6 separate regions of the Homo sapiens genome follow, and regions 1, 2, 3, 4 and 6 are each linked to region 5. Evidence: chromatin contacts called from ENCODE Hi-C or POLR2A ChIA-PET data. All regions are on one chromosome and are shown on one strand. Each heading gives the region's core, a stretch centred on a gene start or an enhancer-like site at or near the end of the contact. The rest is flanking DNA. Distances are from core to core; before and after follow the strand shown.

Region 1 (2,700 bases), core at 28-2,527, 400 kb after region 5:
CCTCCAATATTCCCTTTGCCTCAGCAAGTCCCTCAGTTGGCTGTGGTTCTTTACCTGGTGAGGTGACATGAACCTTTGAAGGATTTAATGTTATTTGATTAGATTGAAAATGACATATTCAAATTTTTTTCTAGCATATAGAATTTATTTTTATGTATTGACTCTGCATCCAATATCTTAGCAAATGCATCTATTAATTAAAAAATTATCTCTCCTTTTTTTGGAAGTTTTACATGTATAGCCATGTTATCTGTGAATACTGACAGTTTTAATTCTTCTTTTCCTGATCTTATAATTTTTATGTCATTATCTTGCTTTATTGCACTAGCTAGAACTTCTAATAGAGTGCTGGATAAAAGTGGTGAGAACAGGTACTTGTCTTGTTCATGATATTGAAGAAAAACTTTTAATATTTTCACATGAAGTATAATGTTTGTTGTATGTATTTAGAACTATTTTTTTAAATCAAATTTGGAAGTTCTAACCTATCCCTACTTTGCTAGGAGTTTTTTAAATTGTATTTTATTTTAACATAATTGTGATTAACATGTAGTTGTAAGAAATAATGCAGAGAAATCCTATGTTTTCTTTACCAGTTCCTTTCAATTATAATATATTTAAAAATGATGGTACCAAAAAAATGGCAGATAGGAGGCAGGACTAACTTGCAGTTCCCACTTGGATGGACAGAGCAGCATGTGGAGACTCACACTGCGAACTTTTGCTCTAAGAACTACCACAGGAATGTATCAGGAGTGCCGAGAGAATCCACAGACTCTGTAAAGGAAGTGGATTGGCGCTGCAGGTTCCGTGAGACAGCTGAAAAACTGTGAGTGCCCAAAGTGTGAAAGTGTGAAAGGGGGATCATCTGCTCTGCCCCCAAACACACATCCTCACTGGGGAACCTGAAGGCCCAAATCATGGGAGAAGTATTTGACCTTACCTGGAGCTGAGACAAATTTAGAGAGCCAGTGAAATACAGGGGTCTCTACTTCTAAGCAACAGGAAGAGCACTGTGGGCACTCTCGGTCCCCAGGAAAGCCATTTCTGACTTTGCTCACAGGGGTCCTTAGGGAGGGCTGCCTGTGAAATTGGGGAAAGACCACAGGGAGAAGGAAACTTTCAGCTGAGCTTTGTAACAATTTCAACCCAATGTGAAGTTTTTGGGACGGAACCCGGAGAAAGGGAGGAACTGAGAGTGCGGACTCAGCACAGAAGCTGTGGCAGGCGGGGAGGCATGAAACCTGAAAGCCCTGCTTTCGTTCTCAGTGGAGGGGCTTGCAGCCTGGGACAAGTTCTCAGCCCTGCTCACTGGCCGCCTGGCTATAAACTTGGTGCTGTTGTGGGGGCAGGGTGGGAGTGAGACTGGCCTTTCTGGCTGTGTGGGAACTTGGTAAGGCCTGTAACCACTAGCTTTCCCCCACTTCCCTGGTGAACTGCATGACACAGCACAGACAGCCATAATTGCCCTGGGAACATAACTCCATTGGACTGAGAACCACACCCTCATCCCCTACAGCAGCTGCAGCAAGCCCTGCCCAAGGAGAGTCTGAGCTCAGACACCCCTAACCCTGCCCCAACCTGATGGTCTTTCTCAACCCACCCTGGTAGCCAGAGATAAAGAACATAATCTGTCCGGAGCTCTACGGCCCCACCCACCACCTGAGAAACCCAAATTCTTATCCAGGTGTCACTAGGGAAAGCCTGTATCCTCCTTCCCTATACTACCTACAGCTGATGCTCTCTTGTAAGCGCCACCTCCTGGCTGGAGGCCAACCAACACAAAACTTATCCAGACAACCCTAGGGCAAACTTGTATCCTCCCTATACTATTGCTGTTGAAAGACCTGAAGACAGATCACATCACAGCACCCTTTGCCAACACTCCCTAGTACCAGCCCAGAACTCGGAAGCTCCACTAGGTGGCCAGACCCAGAAGAGAAATAACAATCACTGCCGTTAAGCTCTCAGGAAGCCCCATCCCTAGGGGAAGGGGGAACAGCACCACATCAAGGGAACACCCTGTGGGACAAAAGAATCTTAAAGCAGCCCTTGAGCCCCAGATCTACCCTCTGACATAGTCTACCCAAATAAGAAAGAACCAGAAAAACAATTCTGGTAACATGACAAAACAAGGTTTTTTTTTTTTTTTTTTTTTTTTTTTTTTTTAAATCACCCCCAGAAGATCATACCAGCTCACCAGCAATGGATCCAAACCAAGAAGAAATCTCTGAATTGCCAGGAAAAGAATTCAGAAGGTCGATTTATTTTATTATTTTATTTTATTTTATTGAGACAGTGTCTCACTGTGTCCCCCAGGATGGAGTGCAGTGGTGCAATCTTGGTTCACTTCAACCTTTGCCTCCCGGCTTCAAGTGATTATCCTGCCTCAGCCTCCTGAGTAGCTGGGACTACAGGCACACGCAACAACACCCGGCTAATTATTGTATTTTTATTAGAGATAGGGTTTTGCCATGTTGGCCAGGCTGGTCTCAAACTCCTGACCTCAGATGATCTGCCCGCCTTGGCCTCCCAAAGTGCTGGGATTACAGGCATGAGCAACCATGCCTGGCCCAGAAGGTCGATTATTAAGCTACTTAAGGAGGCACCAGAGAAAGGTGAATATCAACTTAAAGAAATCTTAAAAATGTTACAGGACATGGATGGAAAAATTTCCAGAGAAGTAGATGGCATAAATAA
Region 2 (2,778 bases), core at 127-2,626, 450 kb after region 5:
TCAGTAATTTGATGAGGGAATTTGGCTGGAAAAGTGAAAAACAATTCAAGGATAGGTATTTATAAATATATCAGAATATTATACATGTATTTTTGTATGCACATGTGTTTTATTTAGGAAGGAAATAACATGTTAACTTTTGCGTATCTTAATTTTTTATTCAGCATTGACTTCCCACCTGTTGTTTAACTTTTTCATTCTTTGTTTTTTTTTTTTTTTTTCCGTTGTGGTCAAGTGCGTATCGAAGACCACCTTAGCTTAGCTGAGAACGTTGTACTTGTGAAGCATTTGAATGTGGGCCACATCAAAGGTGAACAAAATAATTCATTTCCTGGCCCTGCTCAAGTATCCTCACCCTGAGAGTCTGCCCCTGTGGGCCACAACACTGCCACCCATAACAGTCACACCTCTCTTTAAACCCAGGTATATTTGGTATCTGTAACTCTCACCTGACTCTCACATAACAGTCAAATTATTTATCTCTTTGTAAACTTAAATTTACATTTATATGCTCCATCTCTCTTCACACCAGCTAGTGCTAATACCCAACACTGAGGGTGCCAGACAGTGTTCTAACATTACTTAAGTTAACTTAGTCAATATCTGAAATAACCCCGAGGAAGTTATTCTCATTGCATGCCTGAGAAAATTGAGGTGTGGAGGGTTGAAGTTTTTGCTCACCCCCACAGAGCCAAGTGCTGAGCAAAAGGTAGTCTGGGCTGGGTGCCGTGGCTCACACCTGCAATCCCAACACTTTGGGAGGCCAAGGCAGGCAGATCACTTGCGACCAGGAGTTTGAGACCAGCCTGGCCAACATGGTGAAACCCTGTTTAGTCTCTGCTAAAAATACAAAAGTTAGCCAGGTGTGGTGGCATGTGCCTGTAATCCCAGCTACTTGGGAGGCTGAGGCACGAGAATCACTTGAGCCTGGGAGGTGGAGGTTGCAGTGAGCTGAGATCACACAACTGCACTCCAGCCCGGGCGACAGAGAGGGACCCTGCCACAAAAAAAAAAAAAAAAAAAAAAAAAAAATAGTCTGGCCTCTGACATCACTCTCACCCAGAATTATGAAAGCTCAATAGGAATCAATACCTTGTCTCACAGTTTAGGTGCCTCCAGCCCCTAACCATTATTTGCATTCAAGAAAGGAACTGTAAATGTCTTATGGTTGTTACTCTTTGAAAACAAATCCTATAGTTATGGAAACAAACAAATAAAAAATGCTAGAGAACTTGTATTCTCCTAATACCATCTTTGATTAAGCTTTTACTGAGTTCAGAATTAAGGAATGTTAATGATACGAAAGCTTTTATAGCACTGATTTTTTTCAAAGTACCAACCTGTGGTTTGGTGACACAACTATAGAAACATGGATAGAAACTCCCTATTATGCAACAAACCACTTCCTGCATCTGTTTATTCATTTATTTGCAGTGTTTTAGCTAAACTCTTATCCACTTGTAGGGTCATATACTTGCAACTGTATCACTATATGTAGCATAAATATCACAAACTGCTGAAGAACATGGACTTGGTAGCTAGATTTTGAGGTTAGAATTCAATGTAATTCTGTATAAATAATACATACCTCAATAGGACAGTAGAAAAGATGACCTATGTTAACAAATGTAAAGCAATTAAAACAGTGCCAAGCACATAGTAAGTGCTTTATACATGTTTACTATTACTATTAAAACTCCAAAATTTCAGGAAATATACTTAGTTCAGCCTTCTGTAATCAGAAGTTTTGACTCAATTTAACCTGAGAGATAACAAAGTGAATGCCAGGCACGGTGGCTCACACCTGTAATCCCAGCACTTTGGGAGGCCGAGGCAGATGGATCATCTGAGGTCAGGAGTTTGAGACCAGGCTGGCCAACATGGTGAAACCCCATCTCTGCTAAAAATACAAAAATTAGCTGCGCTTGGTGGCACATGCCTGTCCCAGCTACTCAGGAGGCTGAGGCAAGAGAATCACTTGAACCTGGGAGGCAGAAGTTGCAGTGAGCAAAGATTGTGCCACTGCACTCCAGCCTGGGCGACAGAGCGAGACTCCACCTCAAGAAAAAAAAAAAGAAAGAAAGAAAAGAAGGAGGGAAAGAAAGAAAGAAAAAGAAGGAAAGAAAGAAAGAAAAGTGAAGCCTCTTTTCAGAGAACATCAGATCTTAGTTTTGGAAGGAAATCCAATTGTATGCTGCTCACACTTCTAATATACCTAAGAGGTAATAATAGTGATTCTGCTTGAACATTTCCAGTGATGGAGAACTTAACTACCCCTCAGAAAATTTCATTTTATAATTGGATAATTTAGTTATGAATAAACTTATATTTTATATTGAACAGAAATCTACCTTTCCGTAAATTCCACCTACTGGTTCCAGTGGTTAAATAGCAAAGCAGTGGTTTTTAAATTGTCTTGTGCAGAAATGTTTCAGAAGTTCTTAAAATGTTTGATCAAAATTTCATTTTTTTAAAAAGACATTTTTGAATCATTTGTTAAAACTGAAAAATTTAAAGGATGTGTAATATCCTTGGGAAGATTGCCTAACTTCTCCAATTCTCATCTTTTTCATCTACAAAATGAGTATAATTAGTAGATGAAAAATAAGTCTTCAATAAATGTTAACTGCATCTGTATAATTCTTATATTATTTGCATTTTGATACCAGCTATTAGAAGGCTTCCTTTAAAGCTCTGTGACTCAGAGGTCTTGTGGTTTCTCGCTGCAGACAATTCTCAGCTATCCTTTTCCTCAACTCAGTGGAGGATTTCTTTTGA
Region 3 (2,700 bases), core at 190-2,689, 490 kb before region 5:
GAATACAAGGAACGCCATCTAATGAAAATCCCATGCCGCAGGCTGAGCTGGAGGGAGCATCGTGAGTGGCTCAGACCCAGGCCTTCAAGGCAAGGGACAGACACCGTCTTACTTGGTTTGCGGTGGAATATCTGGAAAAAGCATTGGTTACATTTTTTGTAACCCTTGGCTAATGAGTCCCAGTCAGTGGAGGCTGAGCTAAACACCACACAGGCAGCAGACCATCAGCTCGCTTCTCATGAATGCAAAGAAGATGTCATGGAATCAGGTCTTATCTTTTCATGTAACCTGGCAGCTAATTTCTCCCTTAATTAGTTGTAACACCGTTTATGCAAAACAAAGGATTTTCTTATTTCCTTAAACAAAAATTGTGCTGGAATTCTAGAATTTATTTTCTAAGTATGTAATTAAGCACATTACAAAAAGACATAATTGCAGGTCAGAGATTTTCTAGTGGAGACTGTTACCCATGTTCTCAGGGTGTTGACAGGATACGCTTCATCTCCCTGGTCCTGCCCCCATGTTATAATAGCTAACAGTTTTTTGGTATTTTTAAGTTTGCAAAGAGTTTGGATATGCAGAATCTCATGTGGAGCTCCTTATTAGGATTAAAGGGGGAAGAAAAGAATCAGAGAGTAAAATTTTAGAATATTAATGCTTGGAGGCCTTTGGGGATCACTTAGTCTAGCATTTTCCAAATTGTAACCAGTAGAATACGAGTTCTAGAAAATGATATTTGAAAATAGAGTTCCAGCTGGGTGCGGTGGCTCATGCCTGTAATCCTAGCACTTTGGGAGGCCGAGGTGGGTGGATCACAAGGTCAGGAGTTTAAGATCAGCCTGGTAAACATGGTGAAACCCTGTCTCTATTAAAAATACAAAAATTAGCTGGGCATGGTGGCACGTGCCTGTAGTCCCAGCTACTTGGGAGGCTGAGGCAGGAGAATCACTGGAACCTGGGAGGCTGAGGTTGCAGTGAGCCAAGATCCCGCCACTGCACTCCAGCCTGGGTGAAAGAGTGAGACTTCATCTCAAAAAAAAAAAAAAAAAAAAAAGAAAAAAGAAAATAGGGTTCCAAAATGAAATGAGGTTGGGAAACCTGGGACACTGTTTCCCCTCCTGGAGATTTGCAGTTCATATTAACATATTATAGGCTTTGGGGATTCCCAAAATAAAAAAAAAAAAGTATTAAGTTTCTTTTAATGAAGCATTTCCTACTTTTATTTGATTATGCAGTATCTCCCCTCCCCTCATATATATATATATATTTAACATTTAAGGAAACCAAAGCCTTACAGTTACACGGTTAATTGGTGGCAAATCCTCGATTTCACAATTCTCGGGCTCCAGATTATTACATCACTTGCTAAGGTCTGTGAAGTACTCTGACTGTGACTCACAACCGAGGACTTGTGGAATAGTGACTGGGCCACGCGACTGCACTCTCTTAAGATTTTGGTTTGCCAAGTCATTCTGAATCTAATGATCTTTGGGTGATTCCCCAGACTGAGGAGGAAGCAACAGCAGCTGTGCATTGGGCCCACAGAAAGAATGGTTGAAGACTGCAGTGTATTTTGAGTTTCTGCTTTGGAGGGGAGGGTTGGTCCTGATGCCCACAGACGAATGGCCTCCTGGTTCCAATCAAGGCCAGCCCAAAGTAAGTCAGTGAAGAGGTGAAATGTGACTTCAGAAAAACTCTGCTCTTTTTTCATTTTACTATATAATCCTTGATATAAGTGTAACTACACTTTCACATCCTCAGTGCTTTTGATAAAAATTCTGCTCTGAGAGCTTTTATTCATATTACATTATAAGTGATTGATAACTACAGTTAAAGGTTAAAGTGTTTCCTATCCCACAGGGATTTCCATTCCACCCTAAACACTGTGCTAAAAAAAATAAAGCTCTAAGGGTGGGTCTCGAGGCGAGTGGTGAGGGAGAATTTTTTCCCCTACATGGGGACATAGGCTCTGAAAACCACATTGGATGGATACATATCCTTTTCATGCTTGAATAAAAAATATACATTTCTGGTCCAACCGAGTTTAATACACATCTTGACATTTTATTTTAATATTTCTAGTAAGATATCTTTTTTTTTGCAAGATGGAGTAGCCTTATTGAGTCCCTAGGGTACAATGTCACTTGATTCTTCACACATGAAGAATGTGGTTTCATTTTCTCAGTTCTCTGATAAGTAAATGTAAGGGTTCTCTCTCTTCTTTGAGGAGATAGGAGAACATGCTCAGTGCTGCATAGTACTATAGACTCATTAATTCCTTGACAGTGAGTAGCTGTCATATTCCAGACCTGGGGAAAGAGAGACACCTAGGTCATGGCTTCTGTCCTCAAAGAGATTACCTTCAAGAGGAAGCATTCATAAATTTATATAAACAGATAATAATAATTTGATAATTTCTATAATGGAGATCTATCCCAAGAATGTGGGAATAAATCTTCATGTTAAAATGTTTTGAGTTCTTTGACAAAGTCAAATCTGTCTGAAAAGTACTTTAATAGAACACAAATTTTATGCTAATTTTCAGGCCTTAAATCTAGGCCAAAGTCATGGGTAGTGCTTAACACATAAATAAGTTTCCTGTATGATGTGTGTGTGAGGTGAAAACCTTTTCACCCTTAACCTACTCCCCTCACTGCCATCATAAATGGTACAAGCTTTTAAGGTGACATTTGTGTTTAG
Region 4 (2,905 bases), core at 174-2,673, 470 kb after region 5:
ATGGAAGAAGCCAAGCATATGGCTACAAAAAATGAAGATGTGGCTTCTTCTCTTCCCCCATCCCCAGGGTGGAGGGAGCTCTCTTCCTACCTGGTGGACAGACATGGCACCAGATGAGTCACTATGCAGGATGCAATAGTTGCTGTGCTAAGAGACATTATGGGAGAATAAAGGTCCTGCCTGCATGCTGAAATGTTCATCACCATTTTCAAATTTTAAATGCATAGCAGTTCTAAAACTGTTGCTTTTAAGGAATTGGGTACTTGTAAAGGAAACAGCGGGTCATCCTAGAAAGAAACAGATGATTACTAGGGGAGGTCTCAAGGCCAATGTAGGGATTATACTCACAGATCAGAAACACAGTAATTGAAAAACTAGAGGACCTACAACTCAGAAATGATGTTTTATAATAAATTTAGCTACTATTTTTATCTTGGGTACTTCATTGAAAGCCTAAACTAAATTTTAGCTTTTTTTATTACTACAAAATTAATGCATTTTTTTTTGGAAAATACAAGTAATAATAAATATAAAAATCACTTGTAACTTCACAAAGTTAACATTTTGCTGTATAGGGTTCCAGTATTTTTGCATTCATATATGAATAAAATAGTCACAAATAATGTGGTCATCCTATAGATATAGTTTTGTAGTCTGCTTTTTTCACTTAATTTCATTGGATTTATTATTAAGGTCTTTCCACTTCAGTATATGGTACAGTATTTTTAAAGGCTGCATAGTATTCCATTGTAAGAAAGTGCATGAATTTTAATTTACTCAGTCAATTTGGACATTTGGATTGTTTTCACTTTCCTGCTTTTATGAACAATGCTGCAATAAAAATACATGTGCATATGTCTTTTCACCTGGCCGTAATGATTTTTTAGGGCAAAATCTTGGAAGTGGAATTGCTTTTGATATAGGTTTCTAAATTTTTTCTACAAAGCTTAATCAATTTACACTCAATAAGCTTCCCTCACACCCGCAGACCCAATCCTGGTCAACCTTAGTATTTAATGTTTCACTCTTTGTCAGTTTAATAGGTAAAACCATATTTTGTTTTTTTTAATATTATGTATCATGCTAAATATAAATTTACAAACTTTTTGGCAGTATTCTTTTCTATGTTTGAATTATTATAGGAAAGACACATTGATTTGAAATCCTGAGGACTAAGTTATACAGTTCTGAATTGACTTTTACTCAATTCTTTACTGATTTTCCGATTTTTAAGCTATTTCTATTAACATACACAAGTCAGGTCTGAATTGCATAAACATCTTTTTTATTAGAAATAAGGTAGCCATTCTCATCTATCTTCAAGTGCTCTGAATCTGTATTTTTGCTTTAAACATGAAACCACAGGCCAAGTTTCGTTTCTCATTTACCACTTCTCCACCTGAGTTGTCAGTTTTGCTTTTGCTCTAACTCAAGGCCAAATGAAAGGGCATCTCATTAAATCACTGTGCTGGGCAAGGTTCATGTAAAGTTATCTACTTTGCTTTGCATACTTTTTTTTAGTTTGTCATTTGGAAATAAATTTAAACCTAATACTGTTCAAGATGTGTTCTTGTGTTTAAAATAATGAGTCTATACGTTTAAAGTCTTAAAGATTTTTAAGACTCGAGAGTCTTAACATCTATAAAGACAATGATAGCATTTTCATTTGAGGATGCTAATGTGAACACTTTAAGGAAATGTAACAATGTTTAGGAAATAACCATATCAAAATGACAATTACATAAGTGACTTGTATATGGACTAAGTATGGGCTTCTCCTAAACATTGGAAAAGACCAAGGAAAGTTATTTGACTTGTAATTTTCATTGCATATACCGGGCTCTTCTTGGGTGTCACTATTTCATTCTTTGATTAAAAAAAATAAACAACTATGTGGATTCTAAACTCCATGAAAAACAAGTTCTGCTTCTACCTTTTTAACTCCTATAGAGTCGAATAAAGTGATATACATATATCACTATATATATTTATTGTGAACAAATACAAATATATATATATATATATTTGTTCAACCTTTTTTTTTTTTTTGAGATGGAATTTCGCTCTTGTTGCCCAGGCTGGAGTGCGATGGTGTGATCTCAGCTCACTGCAACCTCCACCTCCCGGCTTCAAGCAATTCTCCTGCCTCAGCCTCCCGAGTAGCTGGGATTACAGGCATTTGGCACCATGCCCAGCTAATTTTGTATTTTTAGTAGAGACAGGGGGTTTCTCCTTGTTGGTCAGGCTGATCTGGAACTCGTGGCCTCAGGTGATCCACCTGCCTTGGCCTCCCAAAATGCTGGGATTATAGGCGTGAGCCATCACGCCCCGCCTCAACTTTTTTTTTTTTTTTTTTTACGTAGAGATGGGGTCTCACTATGTTGACCAGGCTGGTCTCAAACTCTTAGCCTCGAGTGATCCTCCCATCTCGGCCTCCCAAAGTACTGGGATTACAGGCCTGAGCCACTATGTCCAGCCATGTTCAACTCTTTAGTAGAAATTTCAATCCATTTATATGCTTTTTGTAATTGCTGATATATTTATGCATACATATGCCATTTTATTTTGTGTTCTTTATTTACTATGCTTTTTCTTTGCTTTATTTTCTCCTTTCTTGTATTCTGTATTTTGTTAGTGGATAAAATAGTTAAATTCATCTCAAGTACTTCAGTCTGAATATTAACAGCAACATTCAACAGATGCTTTTCAGCTGCAACTGTATACAGTATGTTTGTGTGTTTGTGTATGTGTATAAGAGAAAGAAAGAGGCTGGGTGCAGTGGCTCATGCCTGTAATCCCAGAACTTTGGGAGGCCAAGGTGGGCGGATCACTTGAGGTCAGGAGTTTGAGACCAGCCTGGCCAAAATGGTGAAACTCCATATCTGCTAAAAATACCAAAAAAAAA
Region 5 (2,704 bases), core at 39-2,538:
CAATGAGCACACCTAGTACCCAAACTTTAGTGTTTAAATATAATTCTCATGTAAAGGAACCAGGAATTCTTGGGAAAATGGCTGGTTTCAAGGTTGAGGAAAACACAAAATGAAACTAGAATATGTTGTTGTGGCAGAAACTCAAGAAGTACTCAAAAAATAATGGACAGTGTCAAAAAGGACAAAGAAGCCAGCTCTAAGGGACTCCTGCTGGCCAACTCTGAGAGAATCTGAGTATCAAAATGTATAAGGATAGTAACAGATTATAACCCACTAAATTAAACAGGGAACCTAAATAAGAAATAAATAAATGAGTAAATTGAATATGATGAAGAAAGAGATATTTATTTGATTTTAAAAGTATCTTCCCTCAAAATACTTTTTAAGTACAAAGTAAAAGGATGTAGGAAAAGGATGTAATGCTACAGTGAAGAAGCATGGCAGACACCACTTCAATCAAATGATCAAAGTAAGCATCATTAATAATGCAATAAATTGAAATTGCCACCTACTAGGGCATATGAGGAGACTGCATCAGTTTTGTGACTCTACTATTAAAGACACATAACCTGAATCTATTCCTAGAGATGTTACTATACGCATCATGCCAACTTTAACTTATAGAAATGCAGCAAAAATCTCAAATGTTTCCTTCTGGGTCAGCAGATACCCTATACACAGTACAAGCATTGATAACTCTTCTTATTGTACCACTCATCCTTTCCTCCCTTAGACATATCTCTGATCCATCATCTTAATCTCTTTGCTATTTTTATATCTTTAGATATGCAGCACATTTTTCTAATTAGAGCACTTCTACTTCCTCAGAATTTGTATAAAAACAGATAGCAACATGAATATCACTAGAAGATTTTATCTGGAGACTAACCTCGTATCTTTTAAAATACCAGATCTCTGTCAAGAACAAAGTTTCCACAGGACAGTAGATTATAAACATCTGGCACCCAATGGCCAGTGATTCAGTTACTGGCTGACATTTCAACCCTGAACTCATCTAGCAAATGGTGTCTAAATTATAATTTCTGCTAAGCCTATAAATAAGGAGATAGGAGGCAGCACCTGGAGACTCCGAAAGCATGAGCTGGGGTCTTTTGTCATGCTTGGTATAGCACAGAAGCTTTGTAAAAAACTTAGTCACCTGGAGGTCAGTGAAAAATGACAGTGGCAGCTGCAATCACTCAAGTACAAAGAGGAAAAAATGTTTCTTTGCTGGACTGCATGGTTGGCTGGGCACTAGCCACTTGTGACGAGAAGAGAATTCAATTCATAACCTCACTATGTTCCTTGGGCGGCCCATGCATACTTCCTGACTTCTGTAAGGGTTACTGGTAGCACAGCTTCTCAGCCCTTTGTCCTTATTTGAGCATAGAACACTAAATCCCACTTTTAACACCATTGGTAAGAGAACATTAAATCTCCAGTCTCTGGGGTACTCCACAAGCCTGATCTCAACCTGGGAAAGAATAGTTCTCACCTGATGGAGCAAAGCCTGTCAGAGAAACAAACATACCATCTGATTTTTAAACTCCAAAATGTGCTTAAATTTTTAAACATTCCATCTCTGCTAATCTATTTAAGAAATGGAGTGATGGAAGTGAATACCTAAGACTAAGATGAGTCTTCCACCAGAGAGCCAAGCTAACTCACTACTTTAGGAGCAAGAGCTAATGCTTTGTTGTAAATCTAAGAATGCTTTGCATCATTTTTCCACTGTTCATTAAATGAAATGTATACCACTTAATTATTATTCATGTGACAGAATATTTTTATCATAATTATATTTCAATTTAGGCTCATTTCAGAGCTAGAAAACCCATTAAACAGAAACCCTAATATCTTCAGAATTATTGAGAAGAGAGCCCTGACTATATAGTCACACTGCTTCATTCTCTTGTCCCCTTCTGGTGAGACTTCAAGAATGTACCTTCCATTGACCCATTCTCTTCTCCTGATAAGTATACATATTTAACAACTGAATTCATTATAATTAATGCCCCCTAATATACAAAGGGCCATGAATCTTTAAAAACAAGAAAATTGGTGAAATCAGGGAAAAGGAAATATAACTGGCCAAAAACACATTAAAAGTGCTAAACCTAACTGATGATTAAGGAAATAAAAATTGAAGAAATTATACTATCAGAATGGCAAAACAATTATTCAATGATAACAGCCATTGGTAAAGATGTGAGAAACTAGGTAGTTGAATTGAAGCTGATAAAATCTCCTTAGGGAGCAATTTGGTATTATGTTTTAAAATGTAAAACTCATATTCCCTTTGAGCTAGCTCTTCCATTTTCAGAAAGTTATGTTATAGACTCTCATATACACACACTAGTATATATACACATATGTATATATGTGTATAAACACACATGCTAATTGCCATTTTAATTTTTTAATTAAAAGCAACCTAAATGCTCACTGATAAGAAATATGTTAAATATAATATATAGGTATATATACACACACACATTACAATGTATTGGCATATTCATACATTGAAAAGCTGTGACATCATGAAGACACCAAAGCAAATCTAAATGGAGCTGTCTCTCAGGTACACCAAAATAATAAACATATTTTGGTAAAAATTGTGTGTGTACATATATATATATATATATATATATATATATATGTCTTTTATAACTACATAAGCTTACATAAGCATACAACGTTTTTG
Region 6 (2,864 bases), core at 168-2,667, 410 kb before region 5:
AAGAGTCCTCTTTTTATGAAGACATTTTCCACCTTCAGTTGAATTAAGATGAAATTACACAGAAAAATCATTTGTTATATTTGTGCTATAAAATGTCATATGTAACATCTGATTTATGACTACAAAGATCAATACAATGGCTCATTTAACATGAGGAAAATTTAATTAATAATTCAGTACTAGAGCAAACAAGAAGTATAATTAAAGAAATACCATTAAAAAGACTTGTCAATTGAACAAAAAGCTGACTGTTTTCCTTAGGAATGGAGAAACTAAAATGAAACATTTGCATTGAAGGGACCTGCTGGCTTTATAATCACATCTGCTAACCAGTCTGCATCCTTGGCTCACAAAGATCCCCATGACTGCTAAAAAAATAAAAGCAATGCTTTCAAAAACATTTCCCCTTCATGTAACCTAGCATATTTCAGCAGTCCGTGTTCCCAAAACTTGTGGTTGAAAAAATCTCAACTTCATGCCTACATTTCCTGAAAAGAAGATCAGCCCAGGGGTGAATCAGTAACACATGAAGCTTGCTCTCCAGACACAAATAGAAATACACATCAGAAAAAAACACTGGCATAAAGATGACAGAAACCTCATCATGTTGAGTTGAGAAGTCAATCCTATTATTAGTTAACAGAGATTGAGCGTCCTTTGGCACTGGATGGTGCCAACACCATTGCTAGGTGCTGTAGAGAACATAGAATTAGGCAAAGTCTTGCCCAGGGGGTTCATAATCACATCAGACAAACCAGACACTAACACAGTCCAGCAGTCTGGAGTGGAGAGAGCTGAGCTTACATGGGGAACCTAAGGTCAATCTGTCCATGAGAATTCTCAGTTTCACTCCAACTCTCTTGTGTCAGAAAAATCTGGGGAAAAACCTTTGACATACTATCATGTGATTTCCATTTCAACGTCACCCAGGAAGCCTGTTTTGCAAAGGAGTACAGTTGAGTTTTCACTTGTCATGTAACCGGGTTCAGAATAAATTCAGTGAAACTATTGGCTTAGTTTATTAGAGAAGGAAGGAAAAACTCACAAGGCCAGAGTTATTAGGAGGAGAAGTAAAGTTATGTAGGTGAACATCCCACAGAGAAGCCTGGGGGCCAGACTTCTGCTGAGCCTGTATTACATACTGTATAGATGACCATTTGGTGGTGGGTCTATTCTTACCTCCACTCTGTCATGAAAAGTCAAGGTTACATAAACGATATTGACAAGTGAGCTGGGCTGCTTGGCACCAGGTAGTCTGAATTTGACTTGTCAGTTGTTAACAGAAGATTTCTGGATGTATCAGTAACCCAGCTATTAGAAACACTGGAACCCGTCTGATATTCATAACATGAAAAACAGGATGTTGCTGTTCACATGGGAGTCTGAGATTAAAAAGCAGTAGTATGCATGTGAAAACTCTTCTCAAGGTTGGGTTAGATCATTTCCTGTCCTCCTATAGCACTTTAGTACTCACCACCATCATAGAATTAATACTCTGTGTTAAGGTAATTGCCTATTTGTATCTCTCCTTAGCACTTAGACAGTACATGATACATGGCAGGTTCCAATACAAATTTATAATAAATAAATGCTGTAACGAATGTAAGCAAGCTGTAACTCTGCATACTCTTTGAATTTCTGAAAAGAATTCAAGTATGATAAGTTTCAAAAATCTTCACACAGTCCTCCAATATCCTAACTTTTTTTTTTTAAAGACAGCCCATGGGCCCCAGTTTTACATTTAAAATGTAGGATGTTTTTCATAGTTGGTTGGAATAACAAGAGTATCAATTTCCTCATCTAGTCCATAGTTCCATGTATACATAACCAGGTATGCATTGTATACATGGAATTCCTTCATGCTATTTTTTTTGTATATAACAGTGCCTATGTAATTTGAACTCAGAATAGTAACTGTTTGTGAATTTAAGAGCCATGTGGTATTTAAATAACAATTCTACTTCTTTAAAGTTCCTTCAAGATATTTTGCAGATTTTTAATAGAGAAAATGACTTTTAAGAAACCATGTGTGAAGGTAATATAGACAGACTAGCTTCCAGTAAGAGTAATGGATTCTTATCCAGACTGCCTCGGAGTCCATCAGCTGGTGACAGACAGAAGAGCAGAAGTGTGCCCCAAATGTCATGTAAACATGTTAGTTCTAACAACTAAGCCAAACCCAACATTGCTGAAGCTAAAGTGAATTAAAGGACCTGCCATACATATGTGGGTTATTCCCCCTCCCTGAGAAATAGGGCATGGGAAAAGTTTGGCTTTCTGAAAACATCAAAAATAGCTAGAAAGGAAATATTTCTTTAGTTCTCTAATGGGCTGAAAAGGTAGAGGTTTATAATTTAATCTTAAACCAGTCTCTCATATCTAATATTTTGGGAAAATGCTGTCTTGTGCTGGGTTGAAGACCCTTTTTAGAGATTTTTTCATTAATAAGCAAACAGATTGGTCTTTTTTAAGTGCAAGATCTTTACGCTTGGGTATGACTGTTTTCCTGGATTTAAAATAATTCCCATGTACTTTATTTCAGTTGTGTGGAGAAAAGTATATTTTACAGAAACACTCTTTTCTAGGAAATAAAATACCATGGAAGAATTATATAACTGGAACACAATTTCAAAAATCAACTTATCTAATCTACACGTTTAGACATTAGAAATCTTTGGTTGTGAAAGTTAATACCCAAGGTCATATGGCTTCTGAGTGGTGTTACTGGACAAGAACTTATGTCCAATGCTGTACTCCTTTCTTTAAAAATAATTATTCTTTGGGAGGCCAAGGCGTGTAGATCATGAGGTCAGGAGATTGAGACCATCCTGGCCAACATGGTGAAACCCCGTCTCTACTAAAAT

The links. Hi-C counts contacts between places; a loop is a spot of excess contacts on that map. ChIA-PET counts read pairs that join two places held with the same protein, here RNA polymerase II (POLR2A). Pooled maps may share reads with other maps.
Region 1: a loop to region 5 is called in a pooled map, with 2.5 times the contacts of the local background. The contact joins two enhancer-like sites. A Hi-C loop is called at or near these places in 1 of 168 maps with a recorded cell type or tissue (endothelial cell of hepatic sinusoid), 1 of 37 single-sample maps with no recorded cell type and 2 of 50 pooled maps.
Region 2: a loop to region 5 is called in a map of OCI-LY7, with 4 times the contacts of the local background. The contact joins two enhancer-like sites. A Hi-C loop is called at or near these places in 1 of 168 maps with a recorded cell type or tissue (OCI-LY7) and 2 of 50 pooled maps. POLR2A ChIA-PET finds 5 or more read pairs at or near these places in 1 of 52 experiments (OCI-LY7).
Region 3: a loop to region 5 is called in a pooled map, with 3 times the contacts of the local background. The contact joins two enhancer-like sites. A Hi-C loop is called at or near these places in 7 of 168 maps with a recorded cell type or tissue (IMR-90, MCF 10A, PC-3 and 4 more) and 13 of 50 pooled maps. POLR2A ChIA-PET finds 5 or more read pairs at or near these places in 1 of 52 experiments (AG04450).
Region 4: a pooled map shows a loop between it and region 5 (3-fold over the local background). The contact joins two enhancer-like sites. A Hi-C loop is called at or near these places in 2 of 50 pooled maps.
Region 6: a pooled map shows a loop between it and region 5 (4-fold over the local background). The contact joins two enhancer-like sites. A Hi-C loop is called at or near these places in 1 of 168 maps with a recorded cell type or tissue (chondrocyte), 2 of 37 single-sample maps with no recorded cell type and 3 of 50 pooled maps.

What each region holds. Positions count from the first base shown.
Region 1 is chr3:98,611,882-98,614,581 of GRCh38, reverse strand. No RefSeq gene overlaps it. Among named protein-coding and RNA genes, the nearest start is that of CPOX, 20 kb to the right of the region's middle. RefSeq lists enhancers at 1,003-1,152, 1,463-1,532. Within about 2 kb of position 1,277, at least 3 of the 41 ENCODE cell types and tissues checked have a DNase peak (open chromatin) inside an H3K27ac peak, as active enhancers do.
Region 2 is chr3:98,562,394-98,565,171 of GRCh38, reverse strand. No RefSeq gene overlaps it. Among named protein-coding and RNA genes, the nearest start is that of CPOX, 30 kb to the left of the region's middle. RefSeq lists a silencer at 1,737-1,796. Within about 2 kb of position 1,376, at least 10 of the 41 ENCODE cell types and tissues checked have a DNase peak (open chromatin) inside an H3K27ac peak, as active enhancers do; they include OCI-LY7, where a contact is called at or near this core.
Region 3 is chr3:99,504,855-99,507,554 of GRCh38, reverse strand. All of the region lies in intron 1 of LOC105374007 (a long non-coding RNA gene), which reads left to right. It overlaps LOC105374005 (a long non-coding RNA gene), which reads left to right. Exons shown (of 5, transcript XR_007095985.1): 4 at 1-1,656. Among named protein-coding and RNA genes, the nearest start is that of COL8A1, 130 kb to the left of the region's middle. Within about 2 kb of position 1,439, at least 7 of the 41 ENCODE cell types and tissues checked have a DNase peak (open chromatin) inside an H3K27ac peak, as active enhancers do.
Region 4 is chr3:98,539,094-98,541,998 of GRCh38, reverse strand. No RefSeq gene overlaps it. Among named protein-coding and RNA genes, the nearest start is that of GPR15, 8.6 kb to the right of the region's middle. Within about 2 kb of position 1,423, at least 3 of the 41 ENCODE cell types and tissues checked have a DNase peak (open chromatin) inside an H3K27ac peak, as active enhancers do.
Region 5 is chr3:99,010,800-99,013,503 of GRCh38, reverse strand. No RefSeq gene overlaps it. Among named protein-coding and RNA genes, the nearest start is that of LINC00973, 98 kb to the right of the region's middle. Within about 2 kb of position 1,288, at least 2 of the 41 ENCODE cell types and tissues checked have a DNase peak (open chromatin) inside an H3K27ac peak, as active enhancers do; they include OCI-LY7, where a contact is called at or near this core.
Region 6 is chr3:99,416,869-99,419,732 of GRCh38, reverse strand. No RefSeq gene overlaps it. Among named protein-coding and RNA genes, the nearest start is that of COL8A1, 220 kb to the left of the region's middle. RefSeq lists an enhancer at 868-1,007. Within about 2 kb of position 1,417, at least 3 of the 41 ENCODE cell types and tissues checked have a DNase peak (open chromatin) inside an H3K27ac peak, as active enhancers do.